Regions from separate parts of the Homo sapiens genome. Here region 2 is linked to region 1. Evidence: chromatin loops called from intact Hi-C (ENCODE). Cell type or tissue: sigmoid colon. All regions are shown on one strand. Each heading gives the region's core, and the rest is flanking DNA. Links, peaks and the distances in the headings are about the cores only. Region 1 has its middle 1.5 kb from the start of KCNB1. Region 2 overlaps KCNB1 (potassium voltage-gated channel subfamily B member 1).

Region 1 (2,902 bases), core at 279-2,778:
GCATGCTGTCCCCCCGCCCCCCACCTCTCCACCAGGCTCCCAGCCGGCCTTGACCTTCCCCCGCGCTTAAGCGGCTCAGTGGGGTAGGACGGATGGTCGCTGTCCCTCCCGCCGGTGCTGAAGTCCGCCGCACCCCATGGATGGAGGGAGGGGCCGCCCCTCGGGGCGGGGAGAGGGCCCCAAGAGATGCCCCTGGAGCCCGGGAGGCCCCACCCTGGGCTTCTGCGGCCCAGGCGCGACCCAGCCGCCCGGGGCGCTGTCCGCCCCTTAGAGTGCTGAAACTCTCTTCATTATGGGTCTCCCGATCGAGTCCCGAACCTGGCCCCGCCATGGGGAGAGAGGGGGAGCTGCATGAAAACTTTCTTTCTTTATCTTTTTCTTTCTTTCTTCTTCTTCTTTCCTTCTTTTTTTTTTTTTTAACGAGTTCTCTTCTTTTCCTTCCCCTTCTCGAGATAATCAAGATTTTGGGGGTGGGGGAATGGCAGCGGGCTTTTTTCCAAATCTTAAAAGATTTGGGGGAATTCCGGGGGTTCCAGGTGCCCACCTGTCCGAGGTCACAACAGACGGGGTGTGCACAACAGCCCCTCTGTCCTGGAGCGACCCCTCTTCCCAAACACTGGAGCATCTCCTGAGATTGCTCCAGCGACAAGGTGAGCCGCGAGGAGGAAAAGCCCGCTCTCGCCTCTCCCTCTGAGCCCCCAACCCTACCGCAGGAGGGGCGGGCAGAGTCCTCGGGATCCGCCTGCTCCGTCCTCCCCTCGCTCCTTCCCCGCCCCCTTCTCCTCCTTCTCCTCCCCCTCCTCTTCCTTCTCCCCCTCCTCCTCCTCTTCCTCCTCCTCCTCCTCCTCCTCCTACTCCTCCTCCTCGTTCCTCTCCCGCGATGGCTTTTTATAACTCCGGGTTCTGCGCCTTTCCCCGGGCTTGGAAGGGAAGGGGTGGGGGAGGTGGGAGGCGGGGAAATGAGCTAAATTTTCTGGCCTTTTCAAAAGGTGCCATCCTCCTACCGCGCACTAGTGATTTCGGGGGGTTCCCCTGAGCACCCCCTGCATGTAGGGCTCACGCCTTAGCCCCAGAATGGGGATTGCGCGTCCCCTCAGGCCTCAGCCCTTGCCTGCCTCCCACCCCGCTCCCCTCCAGCCTGGAGCTGCGGAGCCCGAGCAGACCAACAGGCCGAGCTGCGGCAGGCAAACCCCCTGTCCGTGTCCCCATGCACCCCCACGGAAGGCCGTACGCCCCAACACTCACCCCCAGGGCGGCCGCCTCCTGGGGCCAGGGACCGCGCATCGTCCCGGCCGCCCGGGCGCCCCCGCCCGTGGGCAGCGGCGGTCCCGGGGCCGGGCTGAGCCGGGCCTACCCCGGCCGGGCAGGCAACTCGCCCGGGCTGCAGGCGCCGCGGGGCCGGGGCGCGCTCTCCGAGGCGGGGGGCGCCGGCGGGCGCCGGGGGCGCGGGGGCAGGACCGCGGCCGCGCGGCACCTCCTCCACCTCCTCCTCCTCCTGCTCCCGCGGCGGCGGCGGCGGCGGCTGCCTGGGCGAGATCAACAAGTCGGGGCTGAGCTTCGGCTCCGCGCTCGCTGCTATTCTGTCCCGCACTTCGGAGCGCCCGGAGCCGGGCACCAAGGCAGGACGGCGCCACCTGCGGGTCGGAAGCGAGCGCGGCTTAACTCCTGCCTGCCCGGCCCAGCCTGCCGGGGAGGCCGGGGGCGGGCTCCGGGATCGGGCCAAGGAGACGCGCGTGGCCGTGCATCCCTCTCCACCCAGGCCACCTGCACAGCTGGCCTCGCGATCCCGCCTTCCTTCGTCCCGTCAACAACGTGTGTTGAACGCCTCCTGTGCGCGAGCCGCGGTGCAGGGCACGGTGACAGGCGTCTGAGATACAGCTGTGAATCAAACACAAACATCCGGCCCTCGTGGAGCTGGTTGGAAACAGATCATAAACAAAAAAGCGAAAGGATATATGAGGCGGTGACAAGCGCTGGGGGAAATAATGAAACAGGAGGAAGGGTCAGAGGGTGGGAGGGGGCAGATCGGAACTGTAAATAGCCCTTGCTTTCATGAGCTTCCATTCTAGATTTTAGCGGGGGGTCGGGGGTGGGGGACGGAGGCGGACAATGAATACATCAGTACATATGCAATGTGGCAGGTGGTGATAACCGCTAAGAAGAAAAATAAAGCGAGGTATGGGGAAGAGAGGGTGAAGAGTGAGCTGGTTTATATAGTCTGGTGATTCATTCATTCATTCATTCATTCATTTATTCATGTTAAGTTGGACATCTGGTTATTGACAGCTTCCTATGTGCAAGCAGAATGCCAGGCTCCGTGAAGGGAAAGTCTTCCCCCTGGAGCTCCCCATCCAGTGGGGGAGGCAAAACCCATCACATAATCCCAGAAATGAAAACTGGAGGAGGTACCTGGAGAGGCAGGCAAGGGTTCTCTAAGGATGCCACAGATGGGCCTTGTGTTTACTCATTTATTCTTTCAAATATTCATTTACTGCATGATAAGTAAATAGGTGTCAGCGGCCGGGCACAGTGGCTCATGCCTGTAATCTCAGCACTTTGGGAGACTGAGGCGGGAGGATGGCTTGAGCCCAGGAGTTGGAGACCAGCCTGGGCAACATAGTGAGACCCATCTCTGCCAAAAAATAAAAAATTAGCTGGGCATGGTGCTGCTTACCTGTGGTCTCAGCTACTCAGGAGGCTGAGGCAGGAGGATCACTTGAGCCCAGGAGGTCAAAGCCACTATAAGCTGTGATTGCACCTCTGCATTTCAGCCTGGATAACAAAGTGAGACCCTGTTGCAAAAAAAAAAAAAGAAAAAAAAAAGTGCCGGGGATGGGTACAGCAGTGAGCTCCCCTGCCCTGGAGGACAAAAACTGAACAAGATACAGTGTTCCAACACAGG
Region 2 (2,902 bases), core at 308-2,807, 68 kb before region 1:
TGCTGGATGAATGAATACACAATACCTTCCCTAGTGGGGATGTTGAAGCGACCTCTCATAACTAGAAACACACTCAACGGGAGCATTTTCGAGACATCTGAGTGGTGTGGCCCCTGAAGATCATGGGAGCTACCACACCCACTGTACAGATGTGGAAGCTGAGGTCCAGAAGGAAAGGGAAGGAACGGGGCCCCAGGCACATAGCCCTGCCAGAGCAGAACCAAGGCTGGGACCCAGATCTTCTGCCCCTCAGCCTCTCAGGCAGGCACTGGTTCCCAGTCCTTGCCTCATGGAATCTTCCTGAAAGCCCCCGAAGTTTGCAGATCTGCCCTACTTCAGCCGCTCATCTTCCCCTGCTCCACGTGGAGAGCTCTTCTAGATGGGTTGGTTTCTGGAAAGCCCACAAGGAAGGAGGGAAATGCAGCCTTTCCCCTCTGGCGCCTGTTTCCCTTGGTAACTGTGGGGTATGGGCTGTGGGCAGGTGTGGGTGTGGAGAGGAGAGATCTCCAGGGTAGGGGTTTGTGCTGCCTCCAGGGCCACAGCCAAGGGTGGCCCAGCCCCAGATGCCCCTACCAGCCTCTTTCCTGCATCCTGCCAGACCCTGGCTGCCGGGAGCTCTCATTATGCCATTGGCAGCCACATGACCCTCCCTCGACCTCACGAAGATTCTGGATGGGAGTTCAGGCCATATTCAGGCAGGGTCAGGCCACAGTTCACAGCTCAGTGTGGTCATGTAGCTTTGGAATGGCTTCTTCTCTCTGTGAGCCTCAGTCTCCCCATGAGTAAGATGGAGCAAAACCCAATGACATTGCAGGGAAATAAAAAGGAAAATCTTCTTGCTACCACAAGAAATATCAGCAACCACAGTTTGAGCACCTGCTGCATGCACTTGCCTAAGTACTTTAATTGTAGCTTTCAAGCCTTCTGGACTGGGGACCAGAGTAATAAATATAGTTCTAAAAAAAAAACCCGGCGAGTACACATACCCTGAAATAAACGCTCCACCCACAAGACGTATCCCCATGATGATAATGTACTCTGATACTTTCTGTTCTTGGGTTTTCAGTGGTGGTTGTGATCCCTTAGATTGATTTTATGACCATCAGTTTGAAAAGCACTGTGTTAACTCATTTAAACCTCACAAAACCCTATAAGAGAAGAACTATTAATATCCCCATTTTATAGATGAGGAAGCAGCTTCAGAGGTTGCGTCACTCTCCCCAGTAAGTGATGGAGCTCAGAGGCCACCGCAGTGCTCATATCCTTAAGCATGGTGCATGGCTGCCCCTTTAAGTGCTGGACCTGGGTAAGAGGGGCCCCCTCCTGCCACAGGGCAGATGGAAACCTTTCCTCGATCCTCTGGCAACTTCCCTTCCTTGGCTCCGGGCAACTCCTCTTTTGGTTTTCCTAAGCAAGATGTCAGGTTAGTAAAACAGATCCCAGAGTTTAATTAAAATAATGAGTGGTATTAGAGGAAGGATGCCAGGGCCAGCCAGAGGGAGAAAATGAGTTACGGTTTTGTTCATGGAGAGGGGCGGAGGGAGAGCACGAGCAGAGGGAGAAAGTCTGTCTGACTCTAGAAAGGCAATAATGTTTCGATGTGGTTTTGCTCTCACTCTTGTCTCCTCTGACTCCTCCTTCCAGAGAATCCCAAGGATCTTTCTATAAGATCTAATCTTGTCGCTCCTCTGCTTTAGAGTCTTCTATGGCTCCCCAGTGCCTTCAGAATAAATCCACACTTCTCACTGAGGTTTGAAGGCCCTACGGGATCTGAGTCCTACTAACGGCACCCCTATTGCCATGCAGCTCCCTGCTTCCCACACCATTCCGATCCCAGAGGTCTCACATGGGCTGTGTTCTCTCCCTACTCCTCTTGCCTGGGCTAACTCCAGCTCTTCCTTGAAGGCCTGTTTAAATGTCACTTGGGGCATAGAGCTGAACCCAAATGATAATACATGCTTCCTGTGCTCATGGTTCAGAGGGGAGACAGACAACACATACATAAACGCATAAAAGGATAGATCAGCCGGGCACAGTGGCTCACACCTGTAATCCCAGCACATTGGGAGGCCAAGGCAGGAGGATTGTTTGAGGCCATAAGTTCAAGACCAGCCTGGGGAACATAGTGAGACCCCCATTTCTAAAAACAAAACAAAACAAAACAAAACACACTTAGGTGTGGTGGCACACACCGGTAGTCCTAGCTACTTGGCAGGCTGAGACAGGAGGATCACTTGGGCCCAGAAGTTTGAGGTTGCAGTGAGCTATGATTGTGTCACTGCACTCCAGCCTGGGCAACACAGTGAGACGCTGTCTCTACTAAAAAACAAGACAGATCATTTAAGACAGGGATCAGCACCAGGTGGAAAGGCAAAGGACTAAGCTTTTTGAGGACCATCTGCCCGGCACCGTTCAGAATGGCTTGTGTGTATTTACCTGTTGAATCTTGCTCCGGTCTGAGAGGTGGAAGCTCTATCACCTCCACCTCATGAGGGGATGAGCTGGAAAGTAGGTTGCTCACAGCTTCTCCTGGGTTCCACTTGAGCAGCCTGGCTTTGGAACTCAAGCTGTTAACCATCGCCCTTCACGGTGGCTCCAAACATTGAGGGGATGGGACAGGCTGGGTAGGTGGTGGGAGAAAGAAGGTGGGGATGCAACTTGATATTCAGTGGCCTGAGAAGGTGACCTGTGAGCTGAACAGTGGGTCTGGCCATGTAAGGACAGGGGGAAGAATAAGGGAAGCAGCAGACGCCTTGAGAATATAAATACGGCAAAGAGCCCAAGGTGGCTGAAGTGGTGGTCCCGCGAGTTCCCATCCACCTGAAATGTGATTGGCCCAGGCCAGCGTGGGTATTGGGAGAGGCCATAGCTAAGTCCACTGAAGGAAGCTATTGGGGTGGTG

The links. Peaks named below come from ENCODE experiments on the same cell type or tissue, not always from the same donor. Only the 100,000 strongest peaks of a DNase experiment are listed, where the experiment ranks them.
Region 2: a loop joins it to region 1, with 6 times the contacts of the local background. A loop is called at or near these places in 6 of 110 quality-filtered maps.

What each region holds. Positions count from the first base shown.
Region 1 is chr20:49,482,697-49,485,598 of GRCh38, forward strand. It overlaps a transcript of KCNB1 not described here. Among named protein-coding and RNA genes, the nearest start is that of KCNB1, 1.5 kb to the left of the region's middle. RefSeq lists silencers at 1,605-1,744, 1,835-1,894. In sigmoid colon, for the core only: a CTCF peak has its summit at 1,675 (motif pointing left); DNase peaks (open chromatin) are centred at 1,005 and 1,595; H3K4me3 peaks cover 2,012 bases; H3K27me3 peaks cover 323 bases.
Region 2 is chr20:49,414,187-49,417,088 of GRCh38, forward strand. All of the region lies in intron 1 of KCNB1 (potassium voltage-gated channel subfamily B member 1), which reads right to left. All of the region lies in intron 2 of LOC105372649 (a long non-coding RNA gene), which reads left to right. Among named protein-coding and RNA genes, the nearest start is that of KCNB1, 67 kb to the right of the region's middle. In sigmoid colon, for the core only: no CTCF peak of the experiment used is centred there; DNase peaks (open chromatin) are centred at 917 and 1,305.